Regions from separate parts of the Homo sapiens genome. Here regions 2 and 3 are each linked to region 1. A link is a contact called in ENCODE Hi-C data. All regions are on one chromosome and are shown on one strand. The core of a region is the stretch at or near the end of the contact, and the rest is flanking DNA. Distances in the headings are between cores, read along the strand shown. Region 1 holds the start of CCDC174 (coiled-coil domain containing 174). Region 2 holds the start of RAD18 (RAD18 E3 ubiquitin protein ligase). Region 3 holds the start of THUMPD3 (THUMP domain 3 tRNA guanosine methyltransferase).

What was found. Hi-C counts contacts between places; a loop is a spot of excess contacts on that map. Pooled maps may share reads with other maps.
Region 2: a loop to region 1 is called in a pooled map, with 21 times the contacts of the local background. The contact joins the promoter of RAD18 here to the promoter of CCDC174 in region 1. A Hi-C loop is called at or near these places in 7 of 50 pooled maps.
Region 3: a pooled map shows a loop between it and region 1 (18-fold over the local background). The contact joins the promoter of THUMPD3 here to the promoter of CCDC174 in region 1. A Hi-C loop is called at or near these places in 5 of 50 pooled maps.

Annotation. Positions count from the first base shown.
Region 1 is chr3:14,649,852-14,654,184 of GRCh38, forward strand. CCDC174 (coiled-coil domain containing 174) reads left to right here and starts at 1,911. Exons shown (of 11, transcript NM_016474.5): 1 at 1,911-2,027. The coding sequence starts at 1,986. It overlaps LOC124909347 (a long non-coding RNA gene), which reads right to left and starts at 2,270. Exons shown (of 2, transcript XR_007095826.1): 1 at 1,818-2,270; 2 at 1-1,375. RefSeq lists enhancers at 1,452-2,110, 1,614-2,013, 2,154-2,223.
Region 2 is chr3:8,961,281-8,965,613 of GRCh38, forward strand. RAD18 (RAD18 E3 ubiquitin protein ligase) reads right to left here and starts at 2,192. Exons shown (of 13, transcript NM_020165.4): 1 at 2,055-2,192. The coding sequence starts at 2,105. RefSeq lists an enhancer at 2,040-2,209.
Region 3 is chr3:9,360,807-9,365,139 of GRCh38, forward strand. It overlaps THUMPD3 (THUMP domain 3 tRNA guanosine methyltransferase), which reads left to right and starts at 2,248. Exons shown (of 10, transcript NM_001114092.2): 1 at 2,248-2,321; 2 at 4,210-4,333. The coding sequence starts at 4,263. It also overlaps a transcript of SRGAP3 not described here. RefSeq lists enhancers at 1,978-2,187, 2,408-2,467, 2,538-2,617, 2,638-2,697.

The DNA of each region.
Region 1 (4,333 bases), core at 661-3,160:
CAGTAAAATGGGTAAATACAGAATCTGAACAAGACAAGTCTATAAGGTATAATCCTTCTTGTGGGGACAGAACATTCCACTCCATTAAGAAAAGAGAATCACAACATTATTAGGCCCGATTATCTCATATTGCTTACTGTTCTAATTTCAGAGACTGGCGGACTTGGAGAAATAAACAAATGAAAATAAATAAATAAGACTGAACACAGTCAACTGCCTCAATTCCCCTCTCCTTTTCCCTTTTCCCATTTTCTCCATAAAGACAGATGAGATGAGGATGTGATGAGTCTCATTTTTCTTCTCTCTAATATGGTGGATAATAGGTCCGCTTCTAGGATTCTTGCAAGGATTATATAATATAATCTATGCAAAGAGTCATACACATGCCCCACATATACTAAATGCCACTGTTACAATCATTATGATCACTTTCGTCTTGCTGCTGTAACAAATTGCCACAAGTTTGGTGGCTTAAAACAACACAAACGTATTCTGGTAGAGTTCTGGAAGTCAGAAGTTTGAGATGAGTGTTACAAGACTAAAATCACCGTGTCAGCAATGCTGCATTCCTTCTGGAGACTCTGGAGGAGGGCTCATTTCTTTGCTTTTTCTAGCGGCCTCCTGCATACCTAGGCATGTGGTCCCACTCTCCCTCTTCAAAGCATCTCTGATCTCTGTCTGACTCTGGCCATCCTGTCTACCCCTTATAAGGATGGTTTTGATGATAGGGGACCCACCTGCACAATCCAGGCTAGCTCCCCATCTCAATCGCTTTAATTTCATCATCTCTGCCAATTCTCTTTTGCTATATAAAGGTCACCATATACCCAGATTCTGGGGATTAGAAGGTAGACATCTGGGAGTCGGGGTGAGGGTGATTGGTCTGTCTACCATAATCATTAACATTTTTATCAAGACTAGCTCATTTAACTCATCTAATCCTCACTAAGACCCATTAGGTAAATAAAATTATATCCCCCTTTGGAAACTGAGGCACACGGAAGTTAAGTAACTTGCCCAAGGTCACACAAGCAGTAAGCCGTGAAGAGCGATTCCAACCCAGAAAGTCAGCTTTCGAGTTCACGTGTTCTTTGTTTTTTTTTTTTTTGATCTCGACTCACTGCAACCTCCACCTCCCAGGTTCAAGCGATTCTTCTGCCTCAGCCTCCTGAGTAGCTGGGAATACAGGCGCGCACCACCACGCTCGGCTAATTTTTTTTTTTTCTTGTATTTTCAGCAGAGACGGGGTTTCACCATGTTGGTCAGGCTGGTCTCAAACTCCTGACCTCCTGATCCACCCGCCTCAGCCTCCCAAAGTGCTGGGATTACAGGCGTGAGCCACCGCGCCCGGCCCAGGAGTTCACGTTCTTAAGAGCTGAAATATGTAAAGTGGCCCATAATAAGCACTACATTAATGTTAGCTATTATTCTTGTTATTTCTACTAAGATTAATATAATAATCCTTATCTCGTACGCTCTTTTAAGAACCAACTATTTAACGTGTGAAAAGTGCCAGGCAGCAGGTCCTGGAATTGCAGTTAAGATTCTTCCGGTCCTCCCAATCCACCTTTCCCGAGACGCTCGAGTTCACTTACTTAAGCGTCAGCCTTCCCCAAGATGGCGTTATCTTTGTCGCCAACCCCACATCCGCCCCACCCAATATGGCGTCCATCGCAATCAAAAGCTTTATTCCGCCCTTCTCAAGATGGCGCCCACACCAATCCTTGTTACCTTCCGCCCTCAAGATGACCTTAGCAGTTAGCGTCAACCTCCGCACTCTATGACCTTTCCAAAATGATGGTGAACGTAATACGCACCACACTCTGACCTTCTCAAGATGGCGCTGAGCTGACAAACTCGCGTCGCAAACTCACGCAAACTCAGTGTCGCTGTCGAAGACACTTCCGGTTGCGACGGAGGTAGGCTTACGAGGCCTGTGTCGGGTAGAAAGGGTCCTTCCTGGACCGGGACCCTCTGCCACGACCATGGACCGTAGGAAAAAGCCTTTGGACGTCACGGCCTCCTCGGTGAGTGAGGGTATGAGGTAACTCCACGGGCTCCGGGTTCACCGTGTCTCCATCAGACAAGAATGTCGACCTAGCTTGTTTCTTCACTCGGGGACCCAGAGACCTGACCTCTCCCCTCAAACAGGAACCCCCGAACTGGATTTTCTTCTCCGGCGGGGATCCGGTTCAGTTTTCTTACAGGACCCTGAATTGGGCTACTCTCCTCTGACATGCGCCCGGGCCAGAACCCTCGGACACGGATCTGAACCTGGTGTCCCGTGGGTTAGGAAACTCCGTGCCTCACCTCTGCCCTGCCCACAAGGACCTGCACCTCGTCAGCCTTCTCCCTTACAGTCAGGAGGAACCCTAGCTTCTTTTTGCTATGCAGACATATCCTCTTCCTGGTTTCTCCTCCATCCAGGGACCCACAAAGTCCTCCCAGAACTTTAGAGTGTGACATATTTCGCAGGACCCGAAAGTGTCCAGCGTGCCCTCCCTGGAACTAAACAGTTGTTAATGCAGGCATAGGGAGTTGTGAGGTCTGAAAGGATGTAAGCAGATTTATTACATCAGCTACTCTAGAAAGAAAACTTGTTCTAAGTACACATTTTGTGCCAGCACTTTATATGCACTATCTCATTGAATCCTCCCAATGGCTTTAGGAGGTAGGTGCTATTAATATCTCCGTTTTATGGATGATGAAATTGAGGCCTGGAAAGATGAAGTAGCTTTCCCCAGCTTACAGACAGAAATCTTAGTGATAGCCGGGCGCGGTGACTCACGCCTGTAATCCCAACACTTTGGGAGGCTGAGGCGGGCAGATCACCTGAGGTCGGGAGTTTGAGACCAGTCTGACCAACATGGAGAAACCCCGTCTCTACTAAAAATAAAAAAATTAGCCGGGCGTGGTGGTGCACGCCTGTAATCCCAGCTACTCGGGAAGCTGAGGCAGGAGAATCGCTTGAACCGGGGAGGCGGAGGTTGCGGTGAGCCGAGATCGCGCAATTGCACTCCAACCTGGGCAACAAGAGCGAAACTCCGTCTAAGGGGCGGGGGGCGGGGGGAAGAAATCTTAGTGATAGACCCTTTCTCACTCACTCTACTTGACTCCAAAGCTGCTGCCTTTTCATCATCAGAGCAAATTGCCCAACCTTTGATTTAATCTTGAATTTACTTCAGAGTATTAGGACACAAAGTGAGTAGGAAGGAAAACATATAGGTGTCCCAATATTTGAGTACTAGTTATTATTGGTAACTATTATTGGTTAAAATTGGTACCAGTTATTATTTTGTTTGAAGATCAGGAACCAGAAAGCTATAAATATTAAAGCCAACCTATACTGACAGGTTAGCAGTAATTGTAATAAGAATGCTATTTGAGAATTTACATTTTTTTGAGCATCTCTTAAAGTTAAAGGCAGTTGTAGACTAGGAAGATATGTGGCTGGAAAATTTGGTGTGGTTAAGTAAGCTTAGAAGAAAAAGTAGAAGTTTTTCATTTGTTTTTAAAAATTTCCAGTATTAGGGTCTGCAGTGAAACTGCCCTTTGCATTATTAAATGGTTACCTTTTAAATCGATTTCTTCCAAAACGGAAATTGAACCCAGCCATTTTTATCTTCCTTAACAAATAAAGTGATTTTTTTAAGTATCTGATGATTAAGACAGTGATGAAGTATCTGATTTACAAATGCCCATCCATATAAGCAGCTGTACCTGGACCATTAAAAAGGAAACTGTTGTTATATCCTTTTTTGCAGAGTAGGCAGGGGTAATTAATGTAGCTGAGGGAAAGGTACTAATATTCACCCAACTGCCCCACTCCCTATGCCTTGGCCTTCTTTCCTGTTCTTGAACCGTGTGATTCAGCCAAGCTTACGGTTTTTGAAATGGATTAAGTCAAACGTGGAGCTGTTATAATTCACCCAGTCTATTTTATTTCTAGCTGTTGAAATAATGTGTCTTTAAAGGCTCTGCTCTAAGCTTTCTCTGATCACTCTGCTCAGAAGGAAATGCTCTGTTATCTGAACTTATGTGCTACTTTCTTCCACTCTAGAGTCATTTGTTTTATTTTGTTGGTAGTATAAATTACTTTCCTTGTTACATTGTAGGCTCTTTGAGGCAGAGAGTATGTCTAATTCATGTTTATGTTCTGCTCTTCAGCGTTATTTCTACAGCATTTCACTGTAGAAATAAGTTGTGATGATGAAATGAGTGCAGTGCTAGTCAGAGAGAAGGTGCTTAATAATGCAAGTTTAATCTGAAACTAAAAGATGCAGACTTTATTAATTTATTTTGCTTTATCACTTTCTCCTTGCCTAAGGAAAGC
Region 2 (4,333 bases), core at 942-3,441, 5.7 Mb before region 1:
GTGGTCAGCAGACTCCCCAAAATTTCTTTAGTTTAGAGAGAGAGAAAGTGAAAGGGAGAAGTAGAAAATGGGTGGAAAAACGTAATAATTACAAAAATACTCTTAAGTTTTTGGGGTTACAGATCCCTTTGAAAAATGGATGACAACTATGGACTCTCTGCTCAGAAAAACATACATGCAAAAATTTTACAAATAACTTGAGACTCCAAAGTCTTTCTGTGAATCCTAAGTTAGCAACCATGGATTCTGAGTCAGACTTCTATTCAATAAAAGAAGTAACTTCAGTCAGATCTGCTTCTGGGATCTGATAGTTCTTTGTGCCTGGAAGAGTTCAAGCAAAAATTAGGTGAGAAATTGGCAGATGTGTTATAAAGGAGATTAAAATACTGAAAGGGGCTGGTTTTCTAACCTTAAGATTCCATGATTCCAATGTGAGCAAAAAAATACGGGCTCAATCAACTCTCTGGTTGAACACTCACTGAACGCTCTGTGGTGCCAAACTCTACATTCAGTGCTGTGGTGAGATACCAAAGTCAGAGAAGACATGGAACCCGCCTCTAAAGAACACTGAAATTGTGGGAATATGTAAAGTGTGCTTAAATCTACAAAGCAGGAGCTTTACAGGTTACAGAGCTCTTTTACTTTCCTTATCCAAGTCAAGCTTCATGACAACAAATTAAAAGGGGAAAGAAGCACTTAACACAGTGCTAATAATAATAAAATATATTCATTGAATGCTTACTACATTCCAGATACTTTCAATCAAGCAGCAAATAATATTTGAGCACCCACTTGGTGTCAGGCACTGCAGTAAGCACAGTGAATACACAGCAGAATCTGTGCCCACATACATCAACTAATTTATTTAATCAATCCTATGAACTGTTATTTTTGTCTCTAATTTATAGTTGAAGAAATTCAGGCTCAGAGAGGTTAAGTTACTAACCGAAGGTCATACAGTCAAGAGGCAGACAGGAGATTTCACCCAGGACCACTGGAACTCAAATCTGTGCTCTTCTCCACTGCATCCTGGTGCCAAGCCCACAACTCCAAAACTACAGCTTTCCTGGATCATTTCACAATGTCAGCTTCTCATCATGCAGATATCTCAAGTCCCCAAGCACTCTAGACGTCACTGATGACAGCAGGAAGAACAAGGCCTTCTACTTACTTTAGCCTTCACTTAATTCTAAAGTCAAATTTATGAGTCAGTGGGACAGGTATTATAATCCCCAAGTCTACAAAACTGAGGGAGAAGAAGGCTATCTTAGCCACTGTGAGAAACGGAAATAATCACAGAGCAAGAAGAAACACCAAGCAACTGATCTTTATCCAGCACAGCAAAGTGCATCTGCTCTTGAGCAAATCCAGGGCCCACCACTACTGTAAATGGAAACTGGTATGCCTTGCCAAAACAGAAAGTGGCCACAAAAATAAATGTTATTTAAGTGAAATAATCAGACGCAATGCAAGATCAGCGCTGAGCCTGAGTCCTGATCTCTGTTTAAGAGACATGAGCAATTGTTAGAGAAGAGTGAAGGTGTGTTAGAGAGGAGTTGGGGCAGTATGTCAGAACAAACGAGCACTACGTTTATTGAGAATAATCAGAAGAAATGAAAGAGCCTGTAAAGGAGACTACCTGCTTGGCTACGTGATTACATACATGTTATCTGATAAAGTGTCCACCCAAAATCATGTCCGGTGTCACTGTTTAGTGCTTGACACAAAGTAAGCTTTCAGTAAAGAACAGCTGTCGATGTCATTGTTTGGAATAACTGTTTTTCTCCATGTTATTGTTGGGATTGGATCGCAGAATAGCTGGTGCCATAAGACTGCCAACCTCAGCTCACCAGGCTTGTCCTTGTCACTTATCAGAGGAGTAAACTGAGACCCAGAGCCACGCGGTCGGCTAGTGGCAGGGCAGAGCCGGATACCCGGGCCCAGTGCGACGCTCGCGCCTCATCCTTTCTCCTTAAGGCGAGGACATCCTCCTCAAAGGGAGGGACCTCCCCCCGCAGACACCCGGGAGCTCCCAAACTCCCCGAAGCACTCACCTTCATGACTGCCAGGCCCGGAGGCCACCGAGACTCGGCCAGGGAGTCCATGGTCGCTCCCGAGGATGCTGGGGGTCAGCCACCCACTAGCCTCCGGCGCTCCAACACCACTCGAAATTCCCCGCGCTACCGCATTACGTCAGCAGCCCGCGACGCGCCAGAGGCGGGCGCGGAGCCTGCCGGAAGTTGTAGTAGTATGTGGGCGGGGCGCCGCTTAAGGGCTTGTACTGCGCATGCGCCAGGCTTCTGCCGCACTTACCTTGAAGAAAGTGAATGGTTAAAAAGCGTAGAGCCAGTTGAATATTAAGAAAAGATAGCCAGGAATCAAACCAAATCCAGACCTCACCAGATCTGTCAAGGTCCAGGCTCATGACCCCCCTCCGGGTCGCCCACCCTAATCGCAGTGACTATCCGTCCTTGCTCTGAACAGAAGTTTTTATATCCATTACTTTATGTCTCCCGTATCACAACACTGGGAGGTAGATGTTATCATTGTCAGTTTACACAAGAGAAGCCTACGCCCGAAAAAGTGGATAGAGTTTCGAGTCAGATTCCAAACAGGACCTCTGGGCTTTAAATGGGAGCTGTTGCTTTTATTCATATTAAAATTTTAATGCACGGTTTTTCTTTTTCTTCGGAGAGAAGCACCATTAACTTTGGCATATAGCCTTCTAGATATTTCCTATGCAGATTGACGAAGATTCTTTGCTTGAGCAAACTTTAGTCAGGCTCCTGAACCTTCTCCTAGGCCAATCTGTGTACTTCCTGTAAAAATCCAGTTTTAGCAAAAAACCCTGCTAAATCAAGTTACCAAGAATCCCCACCTTTGATATGTGATCACTCTTGATATCTGATGTGTTCCTCATCCTCCACCATCCCCCAGTTGATGTCTGATCACCCTGGCCTCTTCAGCAAGAATCTACTGTTACCTCTGATGTTTCCTCTTAGTAATTTTTCATGCACTGCTCCCCACCCTGCTTCCTGGCTATAAATTTCCATTTGCCCATGTTGTATTCAGAGTTGAGCCCAGTTTTCACCAATTGCAAGACACAGTTCCAGTGGTCTCTATACCTACTTGAATTGTCCTGATTAAGTCTTCCTTATTGTGCTTTAACAAGTATCATTGAACAATTTTTTTCTTAAACGAGATATAAATATAGATACTTTTTTTCATACATGTTATATTAAATGCATGAGGAATGGAGGTTTACGGTGTCCACCCCCGCCCCCCACTTTGTATCAGCCAATCATAGAACGGCATGCAAATGAACGCAAATGAATGCCAGGCTGAGCTGGAAAATGTCGGATAGTTCTGGATGTGGAGGAAGTGGGGTCTTGGAGAGACAAAGGAAAAGCATTTAAGACCAGGTCCGTGGCCTGAGTGAACCAGTAATTGTTTTTTTCACACTACTAGTTGGACAAGGTAATTAGGTTTAAGGTGACAAATGGCTGGGAAGGTGAGAGAGGAAGAGAGAGGAGATGAGAAAAAAGAGAAAGAATGGGTAAGGAGAAAGGGAGAGAGAGAAAAGACAGGGACAGGAATGTACTTTTTGCATTCAACCATGGAGACAGATTTGGAAGGAGGCAGTACTTGTTAGTCCTGGGGCCAAAATACATTTCCCTATCTATGGAGAGCCTCCAGGACAGGATGCGGTGCCATTCATCTCTGAGTGTCTGCCAATAGCTGGTGGGTGAGGCTGAATGAATGGATGAATCACCGACTAAGCCCACATTCCCATAAATCTTTTCCTCCCAGGCTGAGCATTTCTCTTCCTGCCATCTTCAGCAGCACCAGGGTGATAGATCCCATCAAGCCCACCTCTAGGCCCAGGAAGGAAAGTTCAAGAACAAGCGCACTTTGAGCTCAGGAAAAGGCGTTTGTCTTGGGTGTTTATCTAACCCTGGGAGCCATTCTCCTCTTAACAAGCTGCTGTTTGTATGGACTTTCTCCTTCTGTTAGATCAATAAAGAGATTGTACTTCCTTATTCAGGACTAAAAACAAAATGTTCCATGTAAAATAAAAGCAGGCTAGTGTTTAGTGGAATCTTCTGTGGCACATAGCACACAGCGAGAAGCCAGAATAGGATGGCCAGATAAAATACAAGTTGCCCAGTAAATCTGAATTTCAGATGAACCGCACACAACATTTTAGTGTAAACCTGCCCCAAATATTGCACACAACCTATTAACCAATTATTTGTTGTTTAACCAGAAATTCAAATATTTAACTGGGCATCCTGTATTTTTATTTGCCAAATCTGACAACCCTAATTAGAGA
Region 3 (4,333 bases), core at 998-3,497, 5.3 Mb before region 1:
GGAATTATGGGAGTATACTTCAAGATGAAATTTAGGTGGAGTCACAGAGCTAAAACATACCAGGGCATATATCATTTTGTATTTTCATCAGCAATGTATAAGTGCTCCATTGCCCCACATACTCATTAGAACTTGGAACTGTTGATTTTTTGTTTTTTACTTTTAGTCATTTTGATGAGTATCCCATTGTGATTAATTTGCAATTCCCTAATGACTAATGATGTTCAGCATCTTTTCATGTGCTTATTGGCCATTTGTCCATCTTTTGGAGAAATATCTATTCAAGCCCTTTACATATTTTTCATTTTATTTTTGAGACAAGGTCTCACTCTGTCACCTGGGCTGAAGTGCAGTGATGTGATCATAACTCATTACAGCCTCAACCTCCCCAGCTCAAGCTATTCTCCTGTCTCAGCCTCCCGAGTAGCTGGGACTACAGGTGAGTGTCACCATGCCTAGCTAATTTTTGTCATTTTTTTGTAGCGACAGAGTTTTGCCATGTTGCCAGAGCTAGTCTCAAACTCTGAGCTCAAGCGAGCCACTCACCTCAGCCTCCCAAAGCGCTGGGACTACAGGCATGAACCACCACTCCCAGCCCCTTTGCACATTTATAAATTGTGTTCTTTTTGGTTTTGTTTTGTTTTAAATTCGGTTTATCTTTTTGTTGTTGGGTTCCTTTCACAATAAGTTAACTTTTGTCAACTGAAAAATAAAAATAAAATTCTATGCCCCCCAACTGACTGAACAGGCCCTCTCTTGGCCAAGGAGACCCTAGAAAAAACTTGGAAGCTGAGTTCCTACTCATGACAGGATGGGAAGTCGGACACACCTCTTTATAACCCCTCCCTCTATAATCGCCATTAGATTTTCTTTCCTAAGGGTTAAACAGAAACCAGCCCTTTTGAAAGACTCACTCCACCAGCCTGATGCTGACCCTCCCATTTGCAGTTTCAATAGAACAACCGACTAGCATTCCTTCCTGATAAGAGATCACCCACCATCCAGGGAGTGGTTCTGGCCAGTCGACAGAGGACGTGCAGTGAGGGTTTTCACATCCCCTGCTTCACCTTTTGAAGTCAAGCGGTAGAAAACTCTACCCTTGGATCATGCTAAGGCCACCATTTTTTAAACATGGGATCCACAGAGAGGCATGAAGCTCAACTGCACATGCACAAATTGCTCCTTTCATAAATATTCGTGACCCCTCTTACAGTTTATTTAACATGTATATTTGGCCACTGTGTTTAGCATAAATCCCTGTCTTATTCTTCCAACCCTGGAAGTGCCTGTTTTTGGCTTCTGACTGGAAGCTAGGCTTCCCAGTCTGTCAAAATGGCTACCATGCAGGTTCAACTCTTTTTTTTTTTTTTTTTTTTTTTTTTTGAGATGATGTCTTGCTCCCAGACTGGAGTGCAGTGGCACAATCTTGGCTCTCTGCAACCTCTGCCTCCTGGGTAAGCAACTCTTCTGCTTCATCTTCCCAAGTAGCTAGGACTACAGGTGCAGGCCACCACATCCAGCTAACTTTTGTATTTTTAGTAGAGATGGAGTTTCACCATGTTGGCCAGCCTGGCCTCAAACTCCTGACCTCAAGTGATCCACCCGCCTCAGCCTCCCAAAGTGCTGGGATTACAGGCATGAGCCACTGTGCCCGGCCAGGTTCAACCCTTTATGAGAAATAAAGTTCATCTGATTGGGCACAGTGGCTCATGCCTGTAATCCCAGCACTTTAGGAGGGCTAGACAGAAGAATCACTTGAACCCAGATGTTCGAGACCAGCTTAGGCAACATAGTGAGCCCCACTATTTCTATTTTTTTTAAACTAAAGAAAAATATGAAGTAAACAGTGCTAAAATAGTGATGGCAATACAGAAATCAGGAACTAGTGGCATGACATTTTGAGAAAGATATTTAAATAAGCTGGAGAGACTCGGTGTCTCCAGCTTTAAAACAGAAATCAGTCTCTGCCACTTCATAGGTGCTAGAACAAAAGAGACTTGTTCCAAATGAGATGACGCATGTGAAGCGCTTACCCAGTGCTCGGCAAGGGGAAGCACTCTCTAAACGTTAGCAAATACCATGGTAGGACACAAGGCCCCTGACTCTCCGCTTTCAGCTTACTGAAGATCCTCAAAACCAACAGCACACAGCTTCCAGCGCATGCTCCTTTCCCCAAGACCTTGTGGGGGAACCCGCCGCCAGCGCGGAGCCACCGTGACTCGTAGCCTGACTTCCGTTTCCGGGGGCGGCTTCCGGCGGCGTGACCTGACCGCAAGAGGCCAATGGAGTGTGGGAGCTGAAAGGGTCTTCGCTGGCGGCCGGTAACTGGCGGCGGTTGGGAACGGCCGAGTGTGGCTCTTCTGGTGTTTCAGCTTGGGGAGAGAGGGGTGGCCTTCCTCTTGCAGTTGAGGCCGGCGCCGAGCCGGACTTCAGGCGGATCTCGTGGCGGAGCCCATCTTGCTCCCTCTCCCAGGCCTTTACCCGCTCCCTAGGATTCCCGGGCCCTGTAGGTGGGAGTTGGGAGACGTGAGTTCTCTTTCATTCTGCGCCTCTCATTGGCTCTCTGACCTTGTGCGGAACGCGTCCTTTAGCTGACCTCAGCTGCATTTTTTAGAAGATGGAGATTGTATTCACAGTGACTGTCAGCTTTTTAACGGCGGGAACTGACGTAGTGTTAAACACTGTCGTGTATCGCTGGCACAGCACAAGGACATTATAGGTATTCTGTACTCAATTAAGTTATTTTGAGTCACAGACCTTTTGAAAATCTCGTGTAAGCTATGGCCCCTCCACCTCTCTAATACTTCCCCCGGCCCCCACCCCAAGCACACACAAAAGCTTATGCATAGGAAATTTGTTTTACTATTTCGGATTACTTCCAAGATCTCTCTCCTGATGCCCATCTATGGATCCCAGAGTCTGGCAAGTAGTAGGCGTTTGAACATTTGTAATCATTAGATAGTAAGTATTCAGTTAACCATTTTTATTTTTAATTTTTTCTTTTTTTTTTTTTTTTTTTTTGAGACAGGGCCTCACTGTGTCACCCAGGCTGGAGTGCAGTCCTCCCACCTCAGCCTCCCAAGTAGCTGGACTCCAGGCGCCCACCACCACGCCCAGCTATTTTTTGTGTTTTTGGTAGAGATGAGATTTTGCCATCTTACGCAGATTGGTCTCGAACTCTTGGCCTCAAGCAATCTACTCACCTCAGCTCCCTAAAGTGCTGGGATTACAGGCATGAGCCAGTGTGCCCAGCCCAGTTAATCATTTTTAAATGCATGAAATGCTATTTCACAGGAGGGAAGAAGATAGATAGCCTATTAATAAGTTTTAATTATTGGCCTAACCAGGTACTACTCTCACTTGTCTCCTAACGACTCTAGGAAAGAGGTATTACTAATTACTTAATTACATTTGAAGGTTTGGGAGAATTAATTTGCCATAAGTCATTCAACCTATGATGGTGGAGGCAAGAATTCAAACCTGTATCTATCTGAAACTCCAAAAGCCCCATATTATTATTATTATTATTATTTATTTTATTTATTTATTTATTTTTTTGAGACAGAGTCTTGTTCTGTTACCCCAGCCGGAGTGCAGTGGCATGATCTCAGCTCACTGCAATCTCCACCTCCCGGATTCAAGCAATTCTCCTCCCTCAGCCTCCCAAGTAGCTGGGATTACAGGCTCCCACCACCACACCTGGCTAATGTTTGTATTTTTAGTAGAGACGGGGTTTCACCATGTGGGCCAGGCTGGTCTTGAACTCCTGACCTCAGGCAATCTGCCCGCCTCGGCCTCCCAAAGTGCTGGGATTACAGGTGTGAGCCACCACGCCCAGCCAAGCCCTATATTCTTAACTAACCATGTTCTTAACATCTAGATGCAGAAATGGATTTGAATGTGATCTGCAGTTTCTGTCGTAGTTATGAAATGGCTTTTGTCAACATGGGTTACCCCAAAGCAAACATTGCATGCTATGGAAATACTTCTTGTCTCTTTTTCTCCCATGGTATCTGTATTGCTTCTTTAATAATAACATCATGTTTTACAGCCTGCACTCTGTGCCCATGTTTATTCAACCCTTTTTACTTTGGTGACTGTTTATCAGATGTGTTGCCTTGTTCTTCCTGCCCTCCAGAGCCCATGTTTTTAATTATAACTGAAATATGAGATGATAATATTTGGGCTTTATTTCTTTTTCTTTTAAAGGACAGTACTGCTTTTAAAGAGACAGTGTTAGGGATCTTGGAAGCACAGCCAACATGTGTGACATTGAAGAAGCCACTAACCAACTCCTAGATGTGAACCTTCATGAGAACCAGAAGTCTGTACA